Linked DNA regions of Homo sapiens: region 1 is linked to region 2. A link is a contact called in ENCODE Hi-C data. All regions are on one chromosome and are shown on one strand. The core of a region is the stretch at or near the end of the contact, and the rest is flanking DNA. Distances in the headings are between cores, read along the strand shown.

Region 1 (5,260 bases), core at 2,759-5,258, 4.1 Mb before region 2:
TCCTCATCATATTCCTCCAGACCCAGTCCCTCTGAATCTTCATCTCCAGACCCTTCCTCATCAGATATTTCCTCATCTACAAAGAAGAGAGGGAAGAAAGAGAAAAATGGGTATTACCTGGAGAAAATACCAAGCCATAGACTTCATTTCAACTTAAGCACTGTGGCATCAGGGGGAAAATCTCTTACTGCACTCAATTCAACAATATATTTATTACACATCTACAATCTCCAAAATGCTAAGGGAGAAGCAAAGATGAATAGAACACGGGTCCTACCCTAACAAAAGGAGCTAGTGGGAAAGACAGACTCACAACATTACAACTCAAGGAAGCATCAGAAGTGCTTTGACAAAATTTCAATAACCCAGAAGAGTGAGAAATTTTAACTGTGGGGCAAGTGAATTTAAGCTAATCTCTAAGGAAGAGCTAGCATTTGCTCTGGCCCTTGAAGAACAGTAAGATTTCAACTGGTGTTAGAGAATTACCAGTTTTCCCAAACCTGATCTGAAAAAATGTACAATCTATCACATCCGTCTGCCCTATTTACTAAATACTTATTAAGCACTCATTATGAGCCAGGGGCTAAGGAAAGGCAAATAGAATTTAATACTTGCTGGGAGGAGTTCATGGTCTGGTGGGAGTGGTAGATATGCATGCCAATAATTATATTACAAGGTCATTAGTACACAGTGTATGGAGATGGAACCACCTAACTCTCCTGGAAAGGTGGGGGATGGTATCATGTGGAGAAGGAGACATTATAATTTTACTTATGAAGCATAAGGCAACAGCTCATAGATAATGAAGGGAAAACGCACTGGAGTGCAGGATGCACAAGGAAGTGATGGGAGATGAGACTAATCAGGAAAGGTCTCGTCTTTCATGAGGACTCTGAACTTGATCCTATAGTAGACAGAGTGCTAGTTAAGGCTCTTTGTTTGACTTATGCTTAGAGTATCATCTGATATGTAGAGGTTTTTACAGTTTATCCAATCTGTTCCATGGTAGAACATAAAAGCCCCATGTGTTTCAAGTATGATTCTAAGATAGAGGGACCAGTTTCCAAAAACTTTCTTCAATAAAATAAAGATTTTAGGAAAGCGTGACAGGTCTTCAGCGCTTCTTTAAAAAGGTATATATAAACTTAAGACACAAAGCTGCCAAAAATATAAATACAAAAACTAAGTGCCAAAACAGTAAACAGAAATTATTATTTAAATTCTTTGAATGTACGCCATTTCTCAGATTAAGAAACATTCATACAGAGTTTACTAGAGTGTACATCTTGGAGTCAGACAGCCTACATTTGAATCATGTTTCTTCCACTTACTAACTATATGACCTTGAGCAAACTTATGTAACCAATTTGCCCCTCGATTTCCTTATCTGTAAAATGGGGCTAAGTAGTAATAACTTCCTGCGCAATTGGGAGGATTAAATTAGGTGACACATGTAGTGATAATGGTGATAATTTTTTATAAAAATCTGTCTAATTCCAGGTAATTTTATAATTTTTTTTTTGAGGACTTACTGTGTCCCAGGCTCTTAGAACTTAAATTATAGAGCTAAACTCAGTGCCTGACGCATGGTAAGAACTCAATAAATATTATCATATTTGTCTCATGATTGGTCCCTTTATCAGTCTCTAGGCAAAGAATATGAAATGAGCTTATCAGGAGCTCCCAGAACTACATCAAGGACTAAATCATAGATATCATAACCTAAATGATAGTTCCTTTTATATTATCTGTGGATTCTCAACATGACACCCCTGACCTTTCTAAAGGAAAACAAATGACATTCTCCCAATAATCACCATATCTAGCCCCTTCTTCCACTCTGAGAAATTTACAATTCTTTAAAACTATAAGCGCACAGACTCCTAACTCTTTTGCAGGGAAGAGAAGGATTATGTGATTTTTTAGAATGGCAAAAAATGAGTTTCACAAATAACTAATATCACACAGTGCTTCAATGCAAGTCCTGGAAAACCAAAGGTCAGGGGTCACAATTCAAGGATAACATGTTCATCAGACACAGTGGTTTTTCAGCTCATAACCCTCTCCAGTAGCCAAAATGCACTGCCTTCTCTGTCACTCCACTGTAGGGTGAGCCATTAGTCCGAACATAAGGAGTATAGCAACTTAATCACTCTGGGCTTTAGATTCCTTATGAAGTGAAATGAAGTAACCTCTAAGACCCTTTCTAATACCAAATCAATGGTCTCTCCTAAGATAACAGATAGGGGTGCCTGACCAACATGGACAAACCCCGTCTCTACTAAAAATACAAAATTAGCCGGGCGTGGTGGTGCATGCCTGTAATCCCAGCTACTCGGGAGGCTGAGGCAGGAGCCTCGCTTGAACTCCAGAGGTGGAGGTTGCGGTGAGCCGAGATGGCGCCATCACACTCCAGCCTGGGCAACAAGAGCCAAACTCTGTCTCAAAAAAAAGATCCGCAGACTACTCTTGCAAAGATCATGGGGGATGACCGGAGGATTTTAACCCTGAAAAAATTAGGGAAGAGAAGAGTTCCATTCAAAAATGTCTACTCACCAGACGATCCTGGCAGAGTCTGCTCCCAATGGTCTTCATTCCATGCTTTTCTAGAGGTGGTTTTGCCGCAATACCTTTTGTCCGTGTCCAAGAGGGAGGCTGATGCCAGTTTTCTAATGCTACCCACTACTAGGAAATCACCTTCCCCATCTTCCCCTTCATCAAACCTGTCAATCACCCTGGCAGCAGTGGCTGTCGGGGGAGAGGGAAAAGTAAACAGAATCTCCAGGTTAGCAGAAACTTTAACGGGAACCCTGGTCGACCCATTTATCTCATAGTTGAACGTCCTTTACGAAATCCCCACCAACTTCCAGGAATAGGAAATTCACTCTCTCCCAAAGTAGAACACTGTCTTACTGCTGTTTCTAAACAGAAAGTTGACTCCTGGCATCTACTAGTGGGATCTATTTCTATGACTTGGATCCTATCAAACTAGTTGAATTCCTCTTCAATGTGTGACAGTCGCTCCAATATCTTAAATCAGTCATCACGTTCTCCCCTCACTCTGTCCCATTCTTTGGGGAGTTTTCTTTGCTTATTCTGGCTAAACAGTCCCGAGTTTCTTCAACTGATCTTCCTAAGATACGGTTCAGCACTCGCATTTATCCCTCCTTATTATCCCTTTCTCACACTTCCGACTCAAGTCTAAAGCGGGATTACTCCCAGCTAGACTCTGAACATCAGCTTACAGAACAGGAGTCTCAGTCGTCAGCCACTGAACAAGTGTCTTGAGACTTCAAGAGACTTAAACAGCACCAGAAAATCCTTCCATCAGTCTCCAACTTAGTTTTGAAGGGCAACCTGAATTAAAAACATGCGACTTTCTTCTCCTCCTTTCTAACGCAATACCAGAAAGGGCATCCTCAAAGCTAACTTCCAACTTGCTAGCAGACTCTCTGGCTCCCTCCAACAGGCCTGGAGCAAGTAAACCTGAAGACCAGCTCCTCTCGGCCTGAGCCCTCGATCTGTTCCGCCCATCCAGCCGAGCACCAAGTTTCGAGTGCGTGTGAAAAGAAGCCGAAGCCCTCCTCCCGAGGCCGGGACCACCCTCGCGGGAGGCGACGTTCCTCTGCGCCAAGCGAAGGAGCGCAGGCCCGGCGGCCTCGCGCACGCCCCTCCCACGCCGCCCCCTTGCCCCACAGGGCCTGGCCCACCGCTCCGCACGTGGCCTGCCCCAGTCCGGCCTCACCTTCCTCGGGGTCCGCTTCAGGGTCCGCCTCGCTTGGTCGCGGGTTCAACAACTGTTCCAGTTGCAGCGCCAGGGGCTGCGGCCCCGCCATCGTCACCAGCTCCCGGTCCACTCCGCTTCGCGCACGTAAATGTGCGGCCCAACCCCCGGCCCCGAAGCTCCTTCCCTGCCGGATCCTCTCGCCTTGATCCGATTCCCCGACTCCGCCAGAGACCGCGCGGAGGCCACCCCACAGCTCTGGACCGGCCACTTCCGGGAGGCGCGCGGGAGGGGGCGGGGCCTGCGCGTCACTGCGGGCGTTGCTAGCATGAAGGCGGAAGCGCGCAGAAGGTTGAAGGGATTGGAGCCGTATGGGCGCGTGTGCGCGTGCGCGTGCGAGTGCGCGGGAAGGGGCGGTGCGGAAGCGCGCCAAGGCACGTGACCGCTTCTGTCGCTGAGATGCGATTGCGATGCGCGCGGCCAGTGTCCCCTTGTACAAAATATGCCTCGAGATTTGTGCGAGATTCGCTTAGGAATAAAGCATAGCGTAGCCGTGGCCCACGGTGGCTGATTTGGGAAGGAGGAGGGAGTAGGGCTTAAGCTGCTCGAATCGCGGGTGCGCACTCGGGCACGCAGAGACTGGGACCCAAAGCAGGTTTGTCATTTCGCAATTTATAGTAGTCTGAGGCCGGGCACACGCCTCCCGCCCTTCAGCGGCCAGGATTTGGGAATCCTATGTCAGGGATATGCACGTGTAAGTGTGTGGCGGACTGCTGGCGTCTTTCTTAATGGGAATACTTAGGAATCGCTGTGGCTAAAGATAGTTTCAGTAGCGTCTCTAAGTACCCTTGCCTGAGCAAGGGAAAGGGGGTGGGGTGTGGATTACTCCACTGCATACCCCTCGGTATTGATTATCTTTGCTGTTCAGAGATGAGGGCATGCTCAGGCAGCTTAAGCAGGTGCACAAATGCAGAAAAATACAGGTCTACCGTTAGAGGGACAGACTCAAAATATAAAGACTTAATAGTATAAATGTAATTGCACCCCGCACACGGAAAGACACAATCGCTTTACATCCTCTTTCCTTCATCAAGCATTCCCTGACTGCCCACTATGTGGCAGGCACTGCTAGATAAGATACAAGATAAGTAAGTTGGATTCTCCCCCCCACGGTAATCAGCCTAGGAGGGTAGACAAACATGTAAACAGAAACTGCAATAAGGGATGATAAGTGTGACTACAAAGTGGTCTATTCTTATGGTATCTGTTGGAGGTTGCCTGTAGAGACCTAGACCCCTCTAAACAGAATCTGCCTCAAAAGGATCCAGAAAAGAGATGTTAGTGGTGCACTGTGGCAGTGCCCCTTGGGTACAGCCCGGGCCAGTTGGATCCCACAGCTGAACAACTGGGGAACCCTCAGCTCTCTACTGTCTCCCATGAAAACCAAGGGAAGAGAGGATCTCTGACTTTCACAATCTTCATATGTCCTCAGGGCCAAGAGCAATAAGAGGACACCACTTTAGTGGAGCCTGTTCC
Region 2 (5,581 bases), core at 333-2,832:
CCCTATGCAATAACCTACTTAGCCACTGACCGACACCTCCACAAATGACCCAACCATAGGACAGTCCTACCTTATTCCAGAGCTTTTATTCCACAAATGAGGACACTGATATCGAGACAGGTGGATCTCCTCCTTCTGAAGGACAGCTGCTAACGGTAGTCAGATGCAACCCAGCTCTGCTGGTGCCAGGGATTGGGGTGGTTTTCTGATGGCAGAGGCAGTCCCTCAGGAGGTGACAAAGCTCCTTTCCTTTCTCTTAGCAAGTGTGGGTGGCTGGCAGCTGAAGCAGGCCTTGGGCAAGGTCCTTCAGTCTGGTTTACTCATCTCAAACTCAGCCAGAGTTGAAGCCCAGCCAGGTCCTTGGAGGCCTCTAGATTTCCTCGTAGATTTTGTAATAGAAGATGTCCTAACAGAAACACAGGACTGAATAAATGTAGATACCTTAGAAAGTCATTTATTTAAAAAAAATAGCTGGGCATGGTGTCATACACCTGTAGTCCCAGCTGCTCAGGAGGCTGAGGCTGGAGGATTGCTTGAGCCCAGGAGTTTGAGGTTGCAGTGAGCTGTGATTGCACCACTGCACTCCAGCCTGGGTGACAGAGGGAGAATTTGTCTCCAGAAAAAGAAAAAAAAAAAAAAAAGAAAGAAAGTCATTTGTAGTATATTTTCTTTGGGAAAATACATTGAGTTCAAAAAGAATTTTCCAAGCTCAACCAATGTATCAATAAATTGGAGACTACTTACAACTCACTTCATTCCACTGAACCAGTATGGATTTCATATTTATATATGCAAAGTAGTACAATAGTTATTTGGTGGATGCAAAAAGAATGGTCCCATGCTCAAGACATCCGCAATAATCCTGGAGAGATGATACAAAGATATATTAAAAACTTAATAATCATATAAGGTAATGTCTGATGACATGCTCGGATGAGTGGAAGAGAAAATGGGCCACTGAAGAATGGAGGTAGTCAGACGTGGTTGAACGCTGCGGCTCCTAAGTCAAATGACCTGCGTGAAACCGCAGCTGCTCCACTTCCTAGTCGTATGGCAAGTTTCTTAAAAGTTCTCTAAGGCGCTGAGAACAGCTCTGGGCATTTTTGGTGCCCCAAAAATGTTAGCCATTATTATTACCTCTCAGTCTGTGCTTGAACCACCACTTCAAGAATGGGCAGGGTGTGAGTAGAGAGGCGGGAGTGGGTTTTGGAGCAGGGTGACAGAATCATAATGAATTGTCCTCGCGAAAAGCTCCACGAACTACTTTTCTAACTTTGTTGGCAGCTACCAAGTGTGGGCGGCAGGCGGCCATCCTCTTGGCCGCCTGAGATCCCAGCGCCTGTCCCCAGGGGGCGCTGCCACCCAGCTGCCGCCGCCCGGCCCAGCGCGCGTCCCCGCCGCCCACCCGCGCGTGCGCGCCGCCCAGGTGAAGAGGCGGCGGCCAGGGCCGCGGCTGGGGCGGGCTCCTCAGTGGGCCGGGAGGGGCGGAGCCGGGAGGCCCGGGCGGGGCGGAGCCGGGACGAGCCCCAGGCTGGAGGCGGGACCAGCCGCTGCCGTCTCCGTCTCGGTGTCCCGGCCCCTACAGCGCCCGGCAGCCGCGGCGGGAGGAGCGGAAACTGTCGGGTGCGTCCCGTTCGGAGCCGCGCCGGCCGAGAAGGCGCCGAGGAGCAGCGAGGCGGCCTCTGTCCGGCCCGGACCCGCCGAGCGGCGTGCGCGCCCCCTCCCCGTAGCCTCGCGGCGCGGCCTCGCCCCGGCCCCTCCCGAGCTCATCGCGGGCCCACGGAGCGGCCCCGGAGGCCCGAGCGCGCCCACCTGAGCCCCCGCGCTGGCGCCATGGCGGAGCAGGAGAGCCTGGAATTCGGCAAGGCAGACTTCGTGCTGATGGACACCGTCTCCATGCCCGAGTTCATGGCCAACCTCAGGCTCAGGTGAGGGCGGAGCGGCCGCGCGCAGGGGCGCGAGGCTGCGCTTTCCCGAGAGGGGGCGCCTCGGGGCGCGGCCGGATCCGGGGTGTCGGGAGCGCCCAAGCTCCAGGGATGGAGGCGCGGCCGGGCTGCGGTGTCCGGGGGTCTGCCAAGCTCCGCGGCTGCGCTTTCCCGAGAGCGGACGCCCCTGGGGTGCGGCCGCTTTGGGGTGCGGGGGGCGTGTCGAGCTCAAGGGCCGCGCTTCCCTGAGAGGGGAGCCCTGGGCGCTGTCCGGGGTTTAGGTGCAGAGGGTGTGCCGCGCGGGAGGGCGCGCTTCCCCGCGCCAGGTGAGGGATGTGGGCGGGCCGGTGACCTCATGGAAACTGAAGGGAAATAACTTGAACGAGAGTTGCGGTGGCCCCGAAGGCCCTAGGAGGACTGGAGGATTATTTTGGAGAGAGGCTGGCGTCTCATCCCGGCTTTACACTTGCTTCTTTTCTTTCTTTCTTCGCCCTTCTTTTTTTTTTCCTCCTGGCGTAGTTCCATCCTGTCATTCAGGATGCTATGGAGTGATCCCTGAGCTGTCTGTTCCGGGACACTGGCTATTTTTTTAGTTACTCTCTAAACGTAATTAGACACGTTTCCAGACATCGAAGAGACTGCTGTACTTGCCAGTGCCAAGATAAACTGTCTGAATTTGACAAGACGTTCATGGTTTTGGTTTTTTTCAAGGAGTTAGTGGATGGAGCTCTTGTGTTATTAACATCCTTGAGAACGTAGTCACAACTCAACGCCCCAAAATGGGCTTCCAAGATGTGGATTTGTTTTAGAAAGCCCTTTACATGCGATTATTTCACCCTTGATAGAGTAATATGTAAACAGTTTTAAAGTAGTTTGACTTAAACATTAAAGTAAGTGGAATTTCAAAATAGCTGAGTTTTGGTGTGCGTGTGTATGTTTCCCTGCAAGCTTTGGCTGCATTTCTTCTAAGGTTTATAGCTAAACATCATTCCTTAAGCTTATAAAGTGAAAGTCATAATCTAGGCTTGGGTGCTTAACCCTAATTTCATTATTAACTACCCCTGTCAATCCAGTTGACAGGGGTCAATCAGGTTGATTACATACCAGCATAATGATAGGATGTTACATTTCTGATCAAGGTTTGGATGTACAACTTTTATAGAAATCACCCCAAATATTAATCAAAATGATATACCTCTACATCAGCTATAACCAATACCCATTATCATAGTGATTAAGAGTCAGACTGTTGAGATTCAAATTCTAGTTCCACTGCATTCTTGCTGTGATCTTTGAGCAAGTTACTTAACCTCTCTGTGCCTCAGTCTTCCCGTCTGTAGGATTGGGGTTGTCCTGAGGGTTAAATGAATTATTAATAATATGTGTATACATACTTCAAAGATTAGTGCCTGGCAAATCCATATTAGTAAAACTGTTTTAAGTTTTCCCAAGTGCACATAAAATAGATAAAGGGGTAAGTTACATAGCAATTTCATAGATTAAGGTTGTTTTAAATTAAGAGATTCTACTCCTCTCCCCCACAGGAAATAAGTTGTGTGCTTTGAGAAATGCCTTTATAATTTTGTCACTCTCAGTTATAATCATTTCAGTTTTTCAGACATTGGTACATTTATTATGTACATACTGTATACAAGACCATGTAGTAACAGTTGAATATGAAGCCTTTCATTTTAACCTCCATCTTTCACCTCCAGCAAATACATGGGCTTAGCCAGAGCTTTTGCAGAATTTTCAGAATTTGAAATTGAAGGCATAGAGTCTAACAGGGCTACATTAGTTTGTAGGACTACTCCTCTGTAATAGAATTAAAACTCTTGTGGTTTTTAAAAAGTAAATTGAGGGAAGGCACTTAGAATTTCTGCTTTTTTTTTTAAAGCATTAAGTCTCTTAAGTGTGAAGTTTGAATCTCAAAATAGATTACTAAGGTGAGCCTAACAACTCCTATGTGTACAGAAGAGAATGCTGCAATTTATTTATATTTATATTTATATTTTTTAGAGATGGGCCCTTAGAGTTGCTATGTTGAGCAGACTGTTCTTGAATTCCTGGCCTCAAGCAATCCTCCCATCTTGGCCTCCCAAAGCACTAGGATTATAGGTGTGAGCCACCATGCCCGGCCGAATGCTGCAATTTAATTCTACTGTGTGCAAGGTACTCTAGGAGATAAGCTAGGAGTATCCAAAGAACTACAAGATGTGCTGCTTACCTCTCGAAGAGGTGACATCTCAATGAAGACCTGGAGAAAGGTGGAATTTTCTATTGATTTAAAGAATAGTTCAAGAAAACAACATCAGGAGGCTGAGACAGAAGGATTGCTTGAGCCCAGGAGTTCAAAGCTGCCGTGAGCTATGATCACACCACTGTACTCCAGCCTGTGTAATAGAGCACGACCCTGTCTCTTAGAAGAAAAAGAAGAAAGAAAACAGAGAGAGACAGAGACACAAAGAGAGAGAGAGAGACAGAGACAGATAAAGAGGAAGGAAGGGAAGGAAGGAGAGAAAAGAAAAAAAGAAAGGAAAAGAAAGAGAAGATAAAAGCCTTATAAAGCTTAGGTGATTATTTGTCAAGTAATTATAGAAATTGTTCTGGAAGTTCAGAAGAGAGAGAGATACCTTAGGTTGACTCCAAAACACCTTATAGAGGAAGAGAGGAGTTGAGCTGAGTTCCAAAGGATGGGTAGGATTTGTAAAGGTGGACTCGTGGCTGGAGAGCATTCCAGGTGGATTAAGCAGCATGAGCAGGGGTTGGCGGCATGAAAGCTGACTCTGGGTGACAGTGAATAAGTTAAGTTGTTTGGAAGGGAAGGGGTTGGTGTTGTGGAGAGGTGGGAGGAATCACCAGCTCTCCATATGGCCATTGGCTAAGGCCCAGGTTTTTAGGTCTACCTTTATACCCAATCTCCACATCATTCAAAATCCTGGGTGTACAGATGTATATGTATTTGTATGTATCTCATCTGTGTGTCCTTGATGACTCTGAGAACTGGCTGTGGTTCTCATTGTACAGATCAGTGATTGTTCATGACTTACTTATACATTAAAATAGTTGGTTCCCTGTAGCCATAAACACAGTGCCAGCAAAGGGTAGCACCCTTACCCTCCTCTGAAACTATAAATTCTGACCCAGACAGAAAACAGTCCTCTCTTTCCTTTCACTTTGCAGAAGGTGACCAGAAACCCACCACTGCGTAATCCAGGTGCTGTTCTGTGATGTTGAAGTGTTTTTGTCTCCTGGAATATTGGTGGTTGGGCACATATTTCTGGTTGTATATAGCTGAAATTGAGCGTGTTTGGTCCATTGGTATATATGGATGTGTGAGTGAAATTCCCATGTGTGCTTGTACCTCATGACTCCTGCCCTCCCAAGCTGTAGTTCCTGCTCTTACTCCCCAGTCTGGAATGTCCTGTCCTCCCTTCCCACCTGGCTCTTCTGCAAGGCCTGCTTCCTTCCTTTAAGTCATGTAATAGTCAAGCACTCAAGGCTGCAGGTGCTTCATGGGTCTGTGTTTTCTCAACAGCAGCACCTAGCATAATGCTGGGTACAGAGTACATTCCTTCATGACAACATTTTTTTGTAGAGAGGGAAAAATGCTTGTTACTTTTTTTTTTAAAAGCTTATGTGGCATTGTCCTTTTA

What was found. Hi-C counts contacts between places; a loop is a spot of excess contacts on that map. Pooled maps may share reads with other maps.
Region 1: a loop to region 2 is called in a map of CD4-positive, alpha-beta T cell, with 8 times the contacts of the local background. The contact joins the promoter of AATF here to the promoter of MYO1D in region 2. A Hi-C loop is called at or near these places in 2 of 168 maps with a recorded cell type or tissue (CD4-positive, alpha-beta T cell and naive thymus-derived CD4-positive, alpha-beta T cell) and 6 of 50 pooled maps.

The regions. Positions count from the first base shown.
Region 1 is chr17:36,947,702-36,952,961 of GRCh38, reverse strand. AATF (apoptosis antagonizing transcription factor) reads right to left here and starts at 4,008. Exons shown (of 12, transcript NM_012138.4): 1 at 3,746-4,008; 2 at 2,557-2,748; 3 at 1-76. The coding sequence starts at 3,836.
Region 2 is chr17:32,873,125-32,878,705 of GRCh38, reverse strand. MYO1D (myosin ID) reads left to right here and starts at 1,582. Exons shown (of 22, transcript NM_015194.3): 1 at 1,582-1,928. The coding sequence starts at 1,834. It overlaps MYO1D-DT (MYO1D divergent transcript), which reads right to left and starts at 1,851. Exons shown (of 4, transcript NR_184086.1): 1 at 1,813-1,851; 2 at 745-862; 3 at 71-406. RefSeq lists silencers at 1,863-2,050, 1,257-2,246.